Regions from separate parts of the Mus musculus genome. Here region 1 is linked to region 2. The links are chromatin loops, found by intact Hi-C in ENCODE. Cell type or tissue: heart. All regions are shown on one strand. Each heading gives the region's core, and the rest is flanking DNA. Links, peaks and the distances in the headings are about the cores only.

Region 1 (8,331 bases), core at 325-8,324, 93 kb after region 2:
ACCACCATGCCTTAACTATGCATCACTGGGGATGAAACCCAGGGCTTCATGGATGCTGGGCAAGCTCCCTACCCCCTGAGCACGCCCCAGCCTGGTTAAGTACAGTTTGCTAAAATGTTCAATCGCTAAAGAGAATGAGCTAGAACTACACCTCCTCCCTCCGCTTCTGGTTGCTATGACAACTACCCAAACTGGGTAATCTGTGAAGAGTAGAGGTGTATTTGGCTCAGCGTTCTGAGGATCGAGCAATCCAAAACCGTCTTCTTGGCTTTGGGGAGTCTGTGCTATGCTGTAAGATGGAGGAAGGCCCACAGGGTAGAACCCAGCAAGTGAACTGGGCCAGGTTTCTCTTCCCTCTTTACAAAGCCAGCATGGAGTCCCACCCTTCCTTCTGACTTCATCTGATCCCAATTACTTCCTTCAAATGCCATTAACGTATGAATTTAAGGATTAAATGTCCAACACTGGAATGTTTGTGGGATGTACTCACACCATAGTGAGCTAGCTACGTTTACTGAGAAAAAAGAGAAAAGCCGCTCTCAAACCGGTTCTCCCTTGTGACCTTCTCTCTGTTTTGTATATGGTGTCTATGTAACATTTAGTTATTTACTTATTGATTGATTATGTGTGTGTGGGGGGGGGATACATATGTCATAGAGTGATGTGGAGGTCAGAGGTAAGAGGTCAGAGGTCAGTTTTCTTCTTCTACCGTGTGGATTCCCAAAATAGAACTCAGGTCACCAGGCTTAGCAGCAAGTACATTCATGCACTAATCCATCTCATCTTAGGACTTTTTTTTTAGATCTTTTCATACTCTTTTAAAACGGTTGTTGTTGTTTTATAACCTATAGATTCCAATTTGTGCTGTCTGTATAATTTTGGTACAGGCCATCTACCAGACATGGTCCACCTATCAAGAGCCATAACATTCAAAAGAATCAGACTCCCTGGAAGCCATGAACAGTTCCTCGATTGGGGTGGGGCCCTTTTTCAGAATCTTGTAACTTACAAAAGATTTCAGTGAGCTCTGTCTCAGAAGGTTTTGTCCATCAGCATTTACAATTTTAGAAATGAAAGCAGAGATATATTTCAAAATGTGCATGCATTCAGTGATTAAAATAACAAATAAGTTCTTTACATCGCAACCTAAATCACATCTTTTTAAATAAAAGTTAACATAGCTCAGTGAGAAGACTGCACTATGCCACACTGCTGTAAGTATGTTTTAGTCTGTGGCAGCACAGAAGGCAACTGGATTCTTCAGTCTGCATCTGCTCCATTCTGCGGCAAGGAAGCAGTTGAAGTCAAGGAAGAAAGCCTCGCTTCACACGGAGAGGCAGCCAGAAAGGGGGAGTTATTTTTATACTCTCTTTAGATTGCTGTGGACACTTCCCGGCTTGTTTACCTAACTTAACAAGCAGTAGGTTCTCCAAGGTCGGTGACAATGTGTATTCTAGACTGTATCCAGGAAAGGGTCATCCAATTTTATTAAAACCTGATGGTTTTCCTCCTGCTTTGAAGGAATCTTTCATATAAGTATGATTTTGTAACTCTATGCCTTGAATACTGAGTTACGTAGGATGAATAGTAACACATTGTTAATAATATAAGACATCAGCACAGGGGACGGTCCCCTCAGTACACTGCTTGAGTGTCACTGGCTTCAGCTTTGCCCTTAGCGATCCTGTGACAATGCTTTTCATTTTTAATTAAAAAAAAAGGTTTTTGGTGTTTGTTTGTTTGTTTGTTTGTTTGAATCAGGGTTTCTGCCTGCCTCTGCCTCCGAAGTGCTAGGAAAGAGAGAAAGGGAAAGAGGGAGAGAGAGAAGGTGGGAGACAAGAGAGATGGCTCAGTAGTCAATAGTACCAGCTGTTCTTCCAGAGGACAGCAGTCCTGTTCCCCGCACCCACATCTGACTTCCCACTGTCTGTAAATCTGTAGCTCTACTTCCGGGAGCTCCAACACCATCTTCTGACCACCATGGGCAGGCACACACGCAGACAAAACACTCGCACACATAAATTAAAATAAGTGAATCTAAAGGAAGAAACCTTCATATGATCCTTGTTGGGGAGTTAAGAGACAGGAAGCCTCCTGAAGTCTGCGGGTCTGCCACTGCAGTAATCTCCAGGTTTAGTGAAAGGCTCTGTCCAAAAAGAGAGAGAGAGAGAGATTGAGGAAGACAGGAATGGTGAGCTCTGGCCTTCAAACGATAACAACATTACTAATCTCATTGTTCCTATGAGCTGGAAGCTATCCTGCTCTGCTGGCTAATTGAAGCTTTGAAATTCTAATGTTTTTTGCTTGAAAGACTGTATTTCATCATTAATAATAAACATTGTCAGTTTTCCTTGCAGTGATAAGCTCATGTTTTATTTATTGAGATAGGATCTAATGTAGCTCAGGCTAGCCTCAGACTCAATATAGTGTGCCTGGAGGATGACCTTGAGCTACTACTGATTCTCCTGCTTCGACCTCCAGTCTAGGATTACAGGCCTCCACCACCATGCCCTGCTTATGCCAGGCTGGGGATGGCACACGCTGTACCAACCAAGCTACATCCTAAAACAACAACAACAACCTTCAAATCTGAACAACCATAGTGTACCCATCAATAGTTACTTCAAATAAAACAGGGTGTTCAGCTGCAGCTCAGTTACTCAGGGGCTTCCCCATGTATCCTGGGCTAGCAAGGGGTGGGGAGATGGGGGTAGGGATTTGGAAAGAAGTGGGTTTTGCTGTCCTATTCATGACAGTGAATACAGCGTACTGTTGCAGTAGTAGGAATATTAAACAATTCTAGCTGTTCTGGATCTCACTCTGTAAACCAGGCTGCCCTCAGACTCAGAGATATGCCTCTGGGATTAAAGGTGTGAGCCACCACTGCCTGGCTTGCTCTCTTCTCTTGATATGTTGCTCAGGCAGGTCTTAAACTCATTATCCCCCTTGCTTCAGTCTCCCGAGTGCTGGGATTACAGGTCTATGCCCTAACACCCAGCAAAGGTCTTTCTTCAGGAACCTGGAGTGTCTGTTACTAGGCAGTGAGGTGGCACAATGCTTAGTGAGAGAGCTGGTGCCTCTGCTTGGATCCAAAGCACTCATAGTGAGTGAAACTTTCAACCAAAGTGTAAACATCACACTGTCGAGGAAACAGTCCCTTTGTTATTCTTAAAACATAGTTAGTCTCATAAAACCCCAAACTTGGTTTCAGATACCACCAAGAAGCTGCAGGCCTGAATTTTCTTATTTGTAGATTTAAAAAAGTACTTAGCTGGGAGGTAGTGGTGGTGCATGCCTTCCATCCTAGCACTCCAAGCAGAGGCAGGAGGATCCAAGTTCAAGGCCAGCCTGGTCTACAGAACGAGTTCAGGACAGCCAGGGCTACACAGAGAAACCCTGTCTTGGGGAGAAGGGAGGAAATAGAAACAAACAAAGAAACAAAAATGTATTTAGTGGTGAGGGAGAGATGGCTCAGCAGTCAAGAGCACTTGTTGCTCTTCAAGGATGCTTGAATTTGGTTCCTAGGAGCTACACTGAGCGGCTCACAACAGTTTTAACTTTAGCTCCAAAGATATGACATATGACATTCTCTTCTGGCCTCTGAGGACACTAGCACACATGTAGGACACACACACACACACACACACACACACCAGTAGCTGGAGTTGTGAGAAAGCACTTGTGTTGCAGGCATGAAGCCCTGGGTTAAGCACCTTGTAAAAATCGGGCTTTGTGACACCCACCTAAAACCGTAGAGGCAGGGGTTCAGGAGTTCAAGGTCACCCTTAGCTATGTGGCAAGTTTGAAGCTAGCCTGGGCTATGTTAAACCCTGTCTCAAAAATTAAATAATTTTTAAAAGTTTTAAATGCACACCCCAAGAGCTAAGGATGTTAGCAGTGGAAGTTTCCTTTCAGGTGGTGTCTGCTTCCACATCCTTCACCGTTTTATGAATCCTTTACAAGGGATGTGTATTTCTTAAGTAATTAAAAACACTAAAGAAAGAAAAAGGTTAAATTAAATTTAAATGATAAACAACAATTCCAATATACTCAGAGAATTTAACATGCCCTGTAGAACTAATTTTATCTTGAAAATATGAAGAGATTAGATACATAAAACAGAGAACTTAAATTATTAAAACAAAACCAAACAAACAAAACCCAGCCTGGGAGGAATCGCTGCTCTCCCACTGTGAGGCAGGAAGGAAGTTGAACCCAGCCAAAGCTGAGGCCCCAGGTGGCCCAAATGAATGACCCACGGATCCTTGAGGCAGTTTGAAGATAAATCTAAAACACATTCTCTCTGGAGAGCAACAGGATTAGATGCATAGAGGGATCTGACACTTTGAAATTCCCACTGCTCCCCCTGCAGAAGAAAGAATCAGACCTGGACCCATGAGCCATGTATTAATGTGAAGTTTCTCTCTGGTGCTTGCTGCTTCCCGGCTTGATGGTCTCCTCCCGGTAGCTAACCTCAGTCACCTCAGCCGACTTTTACATAATCTAGTGCCCTCCTGATCTTTTCATTTCTGCTTTCTACCTAAATCTCCTTTGTCTGAAGACCTCCCGATGTCAGTCATCCACACTCTAGCATAAATAAGTCTCCGCCACACACTTCCTGCCTTTTGCTTTGCTTGTTGGGCTGAGTTCTAAGTGAGTAACTGAGGTGTCACCCAGCGGCTGCTAACTGGTGGAGAGGGCTGGGATGTGGAAGAAGGCTCTTTCCTGGACTTCTGCAAAGCTGTCCCTCTGTGTGTGTGACATTAAAGTCGGTGTCCCAGGGTTCTATAAAGTAATCGGTTGGACTAGTGACTTTGAGGTGGCCCCGATTCTCAGAAATTTGTGCCCGAGGTCCTTAGGTTTGAGGCGGAGAAACTGGGGGAGACTTGAGGACCAGTATTGGGTTTGCAGCTTCTAAAACAAGAGAAGGAAGAGATGCATCCCACATGCTGCTGCTCACCGCCTCGCCCCACCTTCCTCCTGACCTGTGTCTCTAGAGAGAAGATCAAACAAAGAGGTTGTCCAGGGTGGTGGAATGTGATGTTTGGTTAAAGTCCCAGGCTGGCTATGATTATAGTCGCAGTGGCTGGGGAGACGCCCTGGGGAATGTGGTGGGAGGGGTTCCAGTCCCTGAGAACGTGTGCTTAGGAGCACACACACTCACACCCACATGTGCACATGAGCTGTTAACTCGGGCCTCAAGACCCACTGCTACCCCAGAGACACCTTTCTTGAGTGGTTTTCAGGAATGTGTGCTTTCGCCTAGGAAGACTGAAAAACTCCGTGAAGTAGGAGCCCACAAGTAGACCTTCTTCCCATCAGAGGAACATAGGATAAAAAGGAAAGTTAAACAAACAAATCAGCAGTAAGGTAGCTGACCCAACTCCTCCCTGTAAAGACAATAGGATCCTCAGCTCTGTGCCCCAAAGGCCTCTTCTATGTCTCATCCCACAGGCCTGATCCCAGGCTCAGATCAGAGCATCCGGTGCCTAGCAACAAGAAGGCATCTGGCCCAAGGGCCTGCACGTACACACTCTTATCGGCTTTAGGCCACACAGGACGCCCAGGAAGGCTAGAGGCAGGCTAGTGACATTCTTTCCACCAAAGGGACGTCAATAGGAGTCATCACCAACAGACTTCAAGCCAGGAATCAAGGGTTTTAGGTGATCCTAGCCTGCTCTGGGCTCCCAGGCTGGGGTTTAGTCTGGTGAGCTGCTAGTGGAATACTTTGAATGAGTTGGTCATGAGAGCAAGTGTCACTGAGCATGGTTTTGGCCAGGGCTGGGATGCCAGTGATCTGCAGCACCTCTGCCCTCAGCTTCTCTGTGATCAGTGACATTCCCCAGAATTCTTGGTCAAATGTAAGAGGTGGGGCAGCTGCTGTTCCTGTTTGTAAAGACACTGGGACACAGCTGGTTTGGGACTCAGAGTTTATGCTCTATCTGCCATGTGCCTTATCTGTCCTCCCCTCTGTGCTGAGTAGGAGCAGAGCCATTTTCCCAACCCAGTCCTCTCCTCCCTCCCTCCCTCCCTCCCTCCCTTCCTTCCCTCCCTCCCTCCCTCCCTCCTTTCTTCCTTCCTTCCCGCTATGATTTTAGATAGGGTCTCAGTATCTCACACTGTCTTCAAGCTCCAAGGATCACCTTGAACTTCTGATCCTCTTGTCGTTACCTCCCAAGGGCTGAGATCACAGGTGTGTGCCACCTTGCTCAGTTTATGCAGTACTGGAGATAGAACCAGGGCTTTGTGTGTGCCAGGCAAGCCCTCTACCATCTGAGTCACAAACCCAGTCTGAGCTCTACTCTTGTGTTGGCCACTTCATTGCTGTGACAAACGCCTGAGAGAAATGAGAGGAAAGCCTTTCGATACTCAGCTGTTGATTCCAGTCTTGTGAGTGAGGTAGGATACCATGGTGGATGTGTGTGTGTGTGTGTGTGTGTGTGTGTGTGTGTGTGTGTGTGTGTTGTTCTATTTCTGACCTCCAGGAGGCAGCAACACAGAAAAGATAGAGCTATGGATAAGGCAGACCCTTCAGAGGTACACTAACAGTGGCCTAGTCAGTCCCTACCCCTTAAAGTATATTCAACTATGAATTTAAAAAATGAACCCATGAATCTATTCACCTCCCAACAACCTGACAGTCCTTAATATGGGAGCTTCCAGGAACATACTCAAACAGTCCTCAAAGCCCATGATTTTAACCCTCAATACAGCCTTATGGATTGGGAGGGGATAGTTGTCTTTAGGCCCCTCTTCCTCTCTGCTTTTCCCCAGAGTCCCAGCATCGGCACTCATGATGGAAGAAGCAGACAGCAGACCTACTCAGCTGAAGGTGTGGCAATCTAATGTGATCCTCATTCAGGCCAGGATGTGGGTCGAAGCACTAAGAAGAATGCATGTTCTAGGTTCTAAGAGAGACAACATCTCAAAAACAAAATGGACAAACAGTAGCAAAGCAAGCAGACAGTAGCAACAACAGCAAAAATAGAAAATTACTAAGATAAATGACCTAACGAGCTGTTAGCTGTGTTGCATTGTAGTACTTACCAGTAATCCCCAGTCTCTTTGTCTCAGTCATCATGATGGCTAATCTCAATTGTCTTTTGATGAGATTAAGAAAACAAACAAACAATCACCTGGGAGACTGGCTGTGGGGGAAACTTGATTGGGTTCTTTGAGGCTGGTAGCCCTGCCTACTGTGGGTGACACCATTCCCTGGGCTGGGATCCTGGGCTATATAAAGGGGGAAAGGTGAGCAGAGCACAAGCATTCGTTACTCTGTGCTTCTTGACTGTGGATGCAGTGTGACCAGCCACCACACGCTATGACTTCGTTGTAATGATAGACTGTAACTTCAAACTCAGAGCCCAAACAAATCCTTTCTCCCTTAAGTTGCTTTAGTCAGGATTTTATCACAGCAATGAGGTAAGTAACTAGAACAGTCAGTTTCTGTGGCTTTTCAACAAAGTTTGAGACCTGGATACCATTGTGGTTGGGGTCTGGAAGGGGTTACAGACTGCCAACTCTGCTCATCTTACAAGGTAAAAAGAGTGCTAGTGTACTCTCTGGGGTCCTTTTTTTGTTTTCTTTCCCTCCTTCTTTTCTTCCTTCCTCTCTCCCTTCCTCCCTACCTCTCTCCCTCCCTCCCTCCCTTCTTTCCTTCTTTCCTTCTTTCCTTCTTTCCTTCTTTCCTTCCTTCCTTCCTTCCTTCCTTCCTTCCTTCCTTCCTTCCTTCCTTCCTTTTCTTCTTAATTGTGCACATGTGAATGTGTGTGCATGCACCTGTGTGTATGTGTGTGTGTTGGTATATCTGTGCAGGCCAGAAGATAACTTGCAGGAATCAAGTTCTTTCTTTCTACCACATGGGTCCTGGGGCTCAAACTTAGGTCATCAGTCTTGATGGTGAGTTCTGATGTAAGGATTTATGTACCCCTGGCTGGCCTTTAACTCACTAATGTAACAAAGTTGACCTTAAATTACTTATCCTATTTCATTTCTCTGATTGCTAGGATTACAGGTATGAGCCACCACACTTGGTTGGGACTCCCTTTCCTTTTATGATTTATTTATTTTTATTTTATGTGTATGCGTCTTTTTACCTGCAGGTATATAGATGCACTGTGTGCCTGACTTGTTCCCAAGAAGACCAGTCATGGTCTTCAGCCTCTGCTAGGACCCCTTTTATAAGAGCACAAGTCTGACTCACTAGGGCCCCATCCCCAGCACCTAATTACCTCACAAAGGTCTCCACTTAATCCATCCCACTGGGGTAAGGATAGCAACATATGAGTGTAGACATGCAAACACTCAGATCACATCGTGGAATTGCAA
Region 2 (8,331 bases), core at 9-8,008:
GATTAAAAGCAAGGGAGCTGTCTATAAATAAATTAAATAAATAAATAAATAAAATTTTAAAAAGGCATGGTGGCAGTCCTTTAATCACAGCACTGCAGAGAAAGAAGCAGAGGCAGGCAGACCTTTGTGAGTTGGAGGTCAGCCTGGTCTACGTAGCAAGTTCCAGGCCAGCCAGAGCTCACAGAGAGAGACTGTCTTAAGAAAACAACAAATCAAAGTAACTACAATGAAACTGTCAGGTTATCGCTACCAAGATCACTTGGGCTGCACATCCTCCCCGTTTGAAGTGCCTTCACCTTCACAGCCTCCCAGAAATCATTTGTGGGTATTCCCCTAATGAAAACTTGAACTCTTCATAAGCAGAAGTGCACAGAGAACTCATTTTGATATGTATGACTCAATCTACTTTTTATTGGCAATATCTTCAAGCTTGCACTATCCCTACGGGGGCTTTGGATCTGTTTTTCCCATCTGATCTTAGCAGAATCACTATAGATTTAAAAGGATTCACTAAAAGGGCCATTAGGAAAATAATTATAAATACAATCCACTGCACAGTCAAATGTGGGCTGTGAATTGGGATAAGGAAAAAAAATTAGTGTTTCCTCAGCAGTTCCCATTAGAGTTCTGTATTTTCATTTAAAACTTAAAAATAAAAAAATCTAGGGTTCCCCCTAATTATTTAGACTTTCCCTATTTTATTAGCATATATGACCAATATCTTTCACACATCACTCACACAAACACATGCACACCCTAAAGAAAATATTTCTGAAAGGAATATATTCCAAACTTCACTGTACACACACACACAAAGATATGCATTCCTGTTATCATCGCCCCTACTCTCCAAAGCAGCAATACCACAATGAAGCCTTAGCAGGACTTTTACCACAGCTATCACCAGCTAAGTAATCTATCACAGCTCCTTTAAGTCTCAGGCACACACAATGACACACCAATGTGTCAAAACACTTATTATAATTTGAAAAATTATACAACAGAAACATAAGAGTGGAAAACAAACCCTCTGGAAATTTCAAGTAGCTTTTAGAGAGGGTGAAAAAATGGAGACCAGTTTTAGAAAAATACCATTTCCATTAAGTGTTCAGAGTCTGTGTGATACTGACTCATTTCTGTAAAGAGTAAACTTTACCTAACAAGACTCACACCAGGAATCTCATCTATCCCCAAAGGCACTCTTCTTTCTTTTTCCTTTTTCTTTATTCTATTTCTTTATTTTATCAAGACATGATCTTACTAAGTAGCTCTGCCTATCCTGGAACTCACTCTGTAGATCAGCTGATCCTCAAAAAGAGATTCACCTGCCTCTGCCTCCCAAAGGCTGGGATTAAAGGTATGGGGCCACTATGCCTGGCCCCGAAGGCACTTTCTTAAAATAGAAACAACAAAGGTACTCTGTTCTTTGCAGGTACTTTTCCCATATGGTTTTCAAGCCTTACTACATGGTCCATGTATAAAAAACTTGGCCAGCTATTTTTCAAATTGACTCCTAAAAAGTATTAGGAAGCAAAGATAAGACAGCAGCAACTCTGAAGAGGATGGGGGTGGCACATGCTTTTAATCCCAGCACTTGGGAAGCAGGAGGCAGGCAGATCTCTGAGTTCTGAGTTTGAGGCCAGTCTGTTCTATAGAGTGAGTTCCAGGACAGCCAGGGCTACACAGAGAGAAACCCTGCCTCAAAACAAAATCAAAAATAAAAGATGACAGTAACATAGTGACAGAAAAATAATTACATAAAATACACATACTTGAGCTCTGGGGTTTTTTGTTCGTTTGTTTTTATGCAAGGTGGTTGTCTCCAAAATGTTAAATTTCAGAGGCTTTCTTGGTGAAATCAATAGTCTGAAATTGGGATAAAAAAAACTATCCAAGTCAGGAATGGTGGTGAATGCCTTTAATCCCTTTAATCCTAGCACTAAGGAGGCAGAGGCTAGAGGATCCCTGAAGTTTAAAGCCTGTATGGTCTGTCTACACAGTGAGTTCCAGACCAACCTCAGCAACATAGCAAACCTCTGTCTTAAAAAAAAAGGGGGGGGGGGCGCTATCCATTAAGATTTTCTGTCTTAAACAAGTTAGTAATTAGAAGTAAACTTAAAAAAAACAAATACCCAAATCTTGTACAAAAATCTTGATATGTTAACACTCCAAAGTTACTAAGGAAAAAAAGATCTTCCAGTGAGGCTTTTACACACACACACACACACACACACACACAGGTGCACGGAAAGAAAAGTGTCCAGAAACACAGGTAGTGGTCTGCTTGTTTTAGAAGTTATTTCATTATAATGGGGAAAATAATAATTTTTTTTATTGATTATAAAAAGAATTTCTAAATCTCCCTGAGGATTTATAATTGCATAGCCCAATCTCCACTCTGACAGAGATGTGCTATAACCAGCTGTTTGGTTCGCACACAGGAAGCCAGAGAAGGGAATACCATGTTCAGAGCCTCTAAATAATATGCGTTAGTTAAGAACTGCCTGCCTGCTACTAAACCAGAATTATTCAAGCAGAGACCCATTTGTCACAATCCAATCATAAGGGTTCCACCAGCCCTCCCCCAACTGCTTGTGTAGTGGTATATGTGCTTCAGTAAAGGAGCCATCATCAGGTAAAGATTGGGGTGGGAGAAAAAGCGGGGGAAAGGGGGCACCCTTTCATCTAATTTCGCGAGGCATGAGTAATTGGTACAGTTGAGAGGAACGATGGAACGTTCTATTTATTGGAGGTTGGGGTGGGATGGGGGGTGGGTGGGAGGAGAATTTCGTTTAAATCAACATGGCCAGCAAGATGTCCCTAACAAACAAAAGGCAACGGGGGATATAAACACGAACCATTCACCTCCATCAGCTATAGCATCGCCATCATGGTGTGTTTAGAGACCCCCAAGGCTGCTCTCATCTGCCACACCAGAGACAGCAAGAGTGCAGAGAGGTGGCTGCATCCCCACCACCGCTCCCAAAAGCACACTCTTTCAATGGGTTGCTCCCCACCACCACACACACACCCTCCCCGGTGGCCCGAAATCAAGAGAGAAACAGTAACGTCCCGCCCGGGCAGACTCCCCCTGCAACCCTTTAGCCGAACCCCCAACGCCGGCTCCGGGCTCGCTAAACTTTCCAAGAGCTTCTCCCTCGTATTCCCTAGCCGATTGCCCCGGGATCGCGCATTCCCTCTGGCCGGGCACCCATTGACAGGCGGGCGGGCAGCGGCGGCAAGCGAGGCGGGGGCGCCTGGGCGCCGCGGAGGGGCGGGGCGGCCGGAGCCAAGTTCCCGGGGGTCCGAGCGCTGCGCCTGACAGGAGCCCGGGACGGCGAAAGAGGAAGAGGAAGCGGCAGCGGGGCAGTTTTCCCGATCCCCCTCTTCCCAGAGCAGCCTACACCCCCCCACCCCCTGGCTGCCCATGGGGGGGGGGGGGGGAGGCGGGCTGCAAGGTAAGGCACCCAGGCCCCGGGGACCGCCGCTGCCGCCACGTCCCGACTCACTCTCTCTTCGCCCCGCCACCCCCGCCAGAGGCGCCCACAACAATAACACGCCGGGGACGACCCGTCAGCGCCCCCGAGGCACCCGGGGCCCACGGCCCGCCGCAGCCAGGCCCCCTCCACTAAGGCCCGGAGCGCCTCTCCCGCCTACAACTCCAGACTCGGGTGGAGCCCGGCCCGAGCGGGCCCCCCAGGGTCCGACCCATCCCCCCGGCAGCCGCGGCGCCGTCTCCGCGGCCGAATATTAGAAGTGAATTCGAGCTGCGCTTTACCTTTAGTTCCGCACTGTCCGCCATCTTGCGTCTGTCAGCGCAAGCGCAATGAAGCTCGCCGGGGGCCGCGCTGGAACCTCCCCTCTAGCGGACTTGACTCCGCCTCCACCCCGCCCCTCAGCCTTCCCGCTCCGCCCCTGGCCTCCGCCCCACTCCAGGAGCTCGCTGCCCCGCCCCGGGCACGCACAGCTGCGAGACCCACACGCACTATTTAAATAATGGCGCCAAGCGGGAGTTTGACAGTTACTACCCCCTCGGCCTCCCCGCCCCCACACTGGCCGAGCCAGTAGCGCCCAGGGAAGAGGCCACATCTGGGGAGGTGTTGGCCTCAGTCTCATCCTTCGGCTGCCCTCTGAGCCCCAGTTGACTGAAGCCACGGCGCGCCCCCATGCGCAAGATGCGTTCTGCACCTGTACCCTACCCAGCTGCCGGTCGATCACAACTAGCCAATTAGTCAGTTTTGTCTAAGGAGAATTTGACGAAGCGTTTCTGGGTTTACGCAGATCCTCATGATGAGGCAGTTAGGCCAAAAAAGAAAAAAAAAAAAAAATATATATATATATATATATATCATTCCCATGGTATCTTTTCCGAAATAAAAGCTCTGAGGGGAAAAAGGGACTCTCCTAAACAGCATTTAACAGTAGTAGCTAAGGCAAATTCTGAAGACATTTATTCATCGCGTCACCCTGGGTAGTCAGAAATTAGAGAAGATCCCTGACCTGTCGCTCATGGGGTACAGATCTGTGAACTATTAAGATATAATTACTAATGGTGATGAACAGCATAGAGATTAAAAGGCTCACCAAGAGAAAAATGGATTGGGGGGGGTGGGGTGTGCTTAATCCCAGAAGGGTTTTCTTCACCTACATTGATATTTAGACTTACTCCTATCTACTAAAAGCTTCCTTCAAAACCCCAGCCTTTTTTAACTGATCAACTTTTTACTATCAAAATCCTCTTAACATTTGGGTTACTCTGAATTCAAGAAGGCCAGGTCCTGACCAGTGACCTGGATTATTTCACTCCCACATGCCCACATGTTTTACTCCAGTATCTTTATAGTTCCAACCCCCTTTCTTCAAGGAATCATTTTCATCAGCATATAAACATAACCAAAATTCCTTACTTAAATTTATGCTTCCTCTGGATCCAAAATTACCTTCAATGGGTACTCTATTTCTCCGCTTTCTTCACTGAATAAATTCACAAACAAGACTTCATTTTTCTACAAGTACTTGTTCCCATTTCTTCAGTGGCATTACCTCCAAACCTATCCTGAGGCAGCTCCACTGCCTGCCCTATCTTGAGCTCTCATCTACACCTTTTCGAAGCCCACTCTCAGTTCCCAGGGCTTACCTCAATTGCCTAGAGGGAACTGCTAACAGTTGATGTGATTGCTTTCTCTGGAAACAGAGTTCTTGAACTTTCCTCCACATCACTGCCACTGTCCCAACATTCCATTCCTGTCTCTTTACTAGGTAGCTTCCCCACCCCCACCCCTATTCCTCTCTCCTCGTCTCTCTCCCTCCTTTCCGCCCTCCACCCTTTTTCTCTCCTGAGTCTCACTATTCAGCCCTGGAATTTGCTATAAAGACGAGGCAGATCTCTGTGAGTTCGAGGTCAGCCTGGTCTACAGAACTTGTTCTAAGATAGCCAAGGCTACACAAAGAGACCTGGGGTAGGGGTAGGGGAACAAGAAAGGAAGGAAGGAAAAAAGGAGGGAAGGGGAAGGAAGGGAGAGAGAGAATAAGGAAGGGAGAGAGGAAGAAAGAGAGGGGGGGGGAGAGAGAGAGAGAGAAAGAAGAAGGATAGGAGATTCTAAGACTCAGCTGTGATCTTTATTCAACCACCCAGAGCTATCATTCAACTCTTGACTTTTGGTCTATAATATAACGATTTTCAAATATCTGCAGCTTAGACTGCATCACCAAATTCGAATCCAGGCAGGCTTAGGGATTCAGCTCTGCTTGTAGACTGTTTATCTAACTGCCTAACATACAAGAAGTCCTGTGTTTGACCTCTGACATTGCATAAAAATGGAAATTGTGGTACCTGAACAAAATCCCAGTAGTTGGGAGGTAAAAGATCCAAGGATTCCAGTTCCAGGCAAGCCTGGGCTACAGGAGATCCTATCCCAAAAGAAATAATTTAATTTATTATTATTAATTAATTAATTAATTAATTTTGCTTTAGAGAGACTGTGTGTTGTGGTACAGGCCCTTAATTCCAGCATTCCAGGCAGATCTCATGGGAGATTGAGGCCAGCCTGGTCTACAAAGTAAGTTCTAGGCCAGTTAGGGCTACAAGTAAAGCCTTGTGTCAAATTTAATTAATTGATTAGTTAGTTAATTAATTAATTAAAAAGAGGCTGAGCCCTAATGTTGCTAGCTGCCTAGTATCAACTCCACATCTCATCACCACCTCACAATCATCCTTGACCGCCAGACTTGCTCCTTCCCCAAGAGTCTCACTATTATCCAGCATATATATATATATATATATATATATCCAGTATTCTCAAAATGAAATACAGGGAAGCACCCTTACTCCTCTCTTTTTATTTCCAGTGTCCAGAGCACCCATGAGTCCAGCTATTAAAATATATCCAAGGCAGTCTATTTTGTTCAGTCTTCACGACCATCACTCTCTTCCAGACTACTGGGAGGACTACCTGACTGACAGAGTCCAGACTGACTCTGGCTTTCCTGACCCCCAGGCGCTTCTGTCTTCTTGAGCCCTGTATTTGGAACTGACCTAGATAGCAAAGGCTAGTAATCCTACAACTTGCACTATACTCACTAAGCTTTCTGTTAACAGCTGAGTATGCAATACAAAGACATGATCCCAACACTTTGGGGTGGGGTAGGGCAAAGCAAGAAGAGTTTCAATAGTTCAAGGCCAGCCTGGGTTACATAGTGAGTTCTAGGACAACTTGAGCTACATAGCCAGAATCTGTCCTGATTACTGATTGCAGGTGTGCACCAATGTCTTAACACCGGGAAGTTAAAATGAAAAACCTGATAAATCCAATTCCTCCCCACAGAAGCAAAGTGTTCTTTCTGTTTTGGGGTGAGGGGGTAGATGAGAAGTCAGCCCACACACCCCTGCACCACCCCTGCCCCGACACACTAAGGGACTTGCTCTACCATTGTGCTCAATGAGCAAAGCCTACTTGCTGGCTCCACACTCTTTGCTGAGCTACAGGGGCACAGGGACAGAGACCTGGCAAGCACAGCTTCCTGCCCCACAACCCGCTTAGTGGTTTCTGAGATCCAGCCCACATCTCTCACAAGGCTCTAGATCACGTCCCACCTTTTTTTGAGATTCCCTATATCACTTGTTTTTCTAGATGTTATGGCAAACTATCCGAGAAAAGCAACTTTACAGAAACAAGAATTACTCTGGGTCCCAGTTTCAGAGTGTGGTCCACATTGATCCATCCTGGTTAGAAAGTCATAGCAGCAAGGACCAATACAGTTGTAACAGATGGAGCATGAGACACCTGGTGACATGTATCAAAGTCAGGAAGCAGCCATTAGTGACTCTTGGCTCTCTGTCTCTCTCTCCCTCTCTCTGTCTCTCTGTCTAACTCTCTGTGTGTCTCTGTCTGTGTGTCTGTCTCTGTCTGTGTGTCTGTCTCTGTAAGGTCTTAGCACATAACCCTAACTGGTCTGGAACTCAAAGATCCATCTACCTCTACCTTTCAAATGGTAGAATAAAAGGCACACTCCGTCACATCTGACCACAGATTCGCATTTGAAATTCATAGCAATCTCCTCACTGTAATATCCTGCAAAATTAAAAAGCAAGTCACCCTCTGTGGAAGAAGGGGCAGAAAGAATAGAGCCCAAGCAAGCAATAGAGTACTATGGAACATCACCTTCAGGCAGGACAGGTCTGATGCATTCTTATTTATTTATTTATTTATTTATTTAATTTTATTTATTTATTTATTTATTTATTTTTTGTTTTTCAAGACAGGGTTTCTCTGTGTAGCTCTGGCTGGCCTGGAACTCACTCTGTAGACCAGGCTGGCCTTGAACTCAGAAATCCACCTGCATCTGCCTCCCAAGTGTTGAGATTAAAGGCGTGCGCCACCACCCGGCCTGATGCATTCTTGACCTCTTAGCAGCTATACTTACCTATAGGAGGCCTACACAAGACTGGGCCCAATAACATTCCATTAAGGATGAAGGGCACAGGGCCTTGTGAGCCAAGGTCTATGTGTAGTTAATGGTTCCTTGGAGAAGGAAAGATATTTTCTTCAGGGATATAGCCACAGCAAGTTGCCCATGTTACTGTATGTAAGTAACAGCTCAGCACTGTTCCTGTAAAGAACCCTAACAAATTTCATCGATGCACCATGAAAACAAAATATTTTTAAAAGACATGAAAGGGGAAACAGAACTAGCTTGGAAGAAGGAGGAGATTGGCAGGAGTACAAGGGAGATGAGAGAGGGTAATGTGTGGGGGGGATGAATACAATCAAAATATATACATGTATGAAACTTATCACATATAATATGTGCCAATAAAAAACTTTTTAAAAT

What was found. A loop is a pair of places that touch in the nucleus more often than their neighbours do. Peaks named below come from ENCODE experiments on the same cell type or tissue, not always from the same donor. Only the 100,000 strongest peaks of a DNase experiment are listed, where the experiment ranks them.
Region 1: a loop joins it to region 2, with 2.2 times the contacts of the local background. A loop is called at or near these places in 3 of 42 quality-filtered maps.

What each region holds. Positions count from the first base shown.
Region 1 is chr9:63,069,933-63,078,263 of GRCm38, forward strand. No RefSeq gene overlaps it. Among named protein-coding and RNA genes, the nearest start is that of Gm35658, 19 kb to the right of the region's middle. In heart, for the core only: a CTCF peak has its summit at 4,390; DNase peaks (open chromatin) are centred at 4,219, 5,049 and 5,559; H3K27ac peaks cover 4,303 bases.
Region 2 is chr9:62,977,070-62,985,400 of GRCm38, forward strand. It overlaps Pias1 (protein inhibitor of activated STAT 1), which reads right to left and starts at 3,810. Exons shown (of 14, transcript NM_019663.3): 1 at 3,779-3,810. The coding sequence starts at 3,802. Gm35574 (a long non-coding RNA gene) reads left to right here and starts at 3,445. Exons shown (of 6, transcript XR_379535.2): 1 at 3,445-3,458. In heart, for the core only: a CTCF peak has its summit at 3,805; a DNase peak (open chromatin) is centred at 3,912; H3K4me3 peaks cover 2,054 bases; H3K27ac peaks cover 1,653 bases.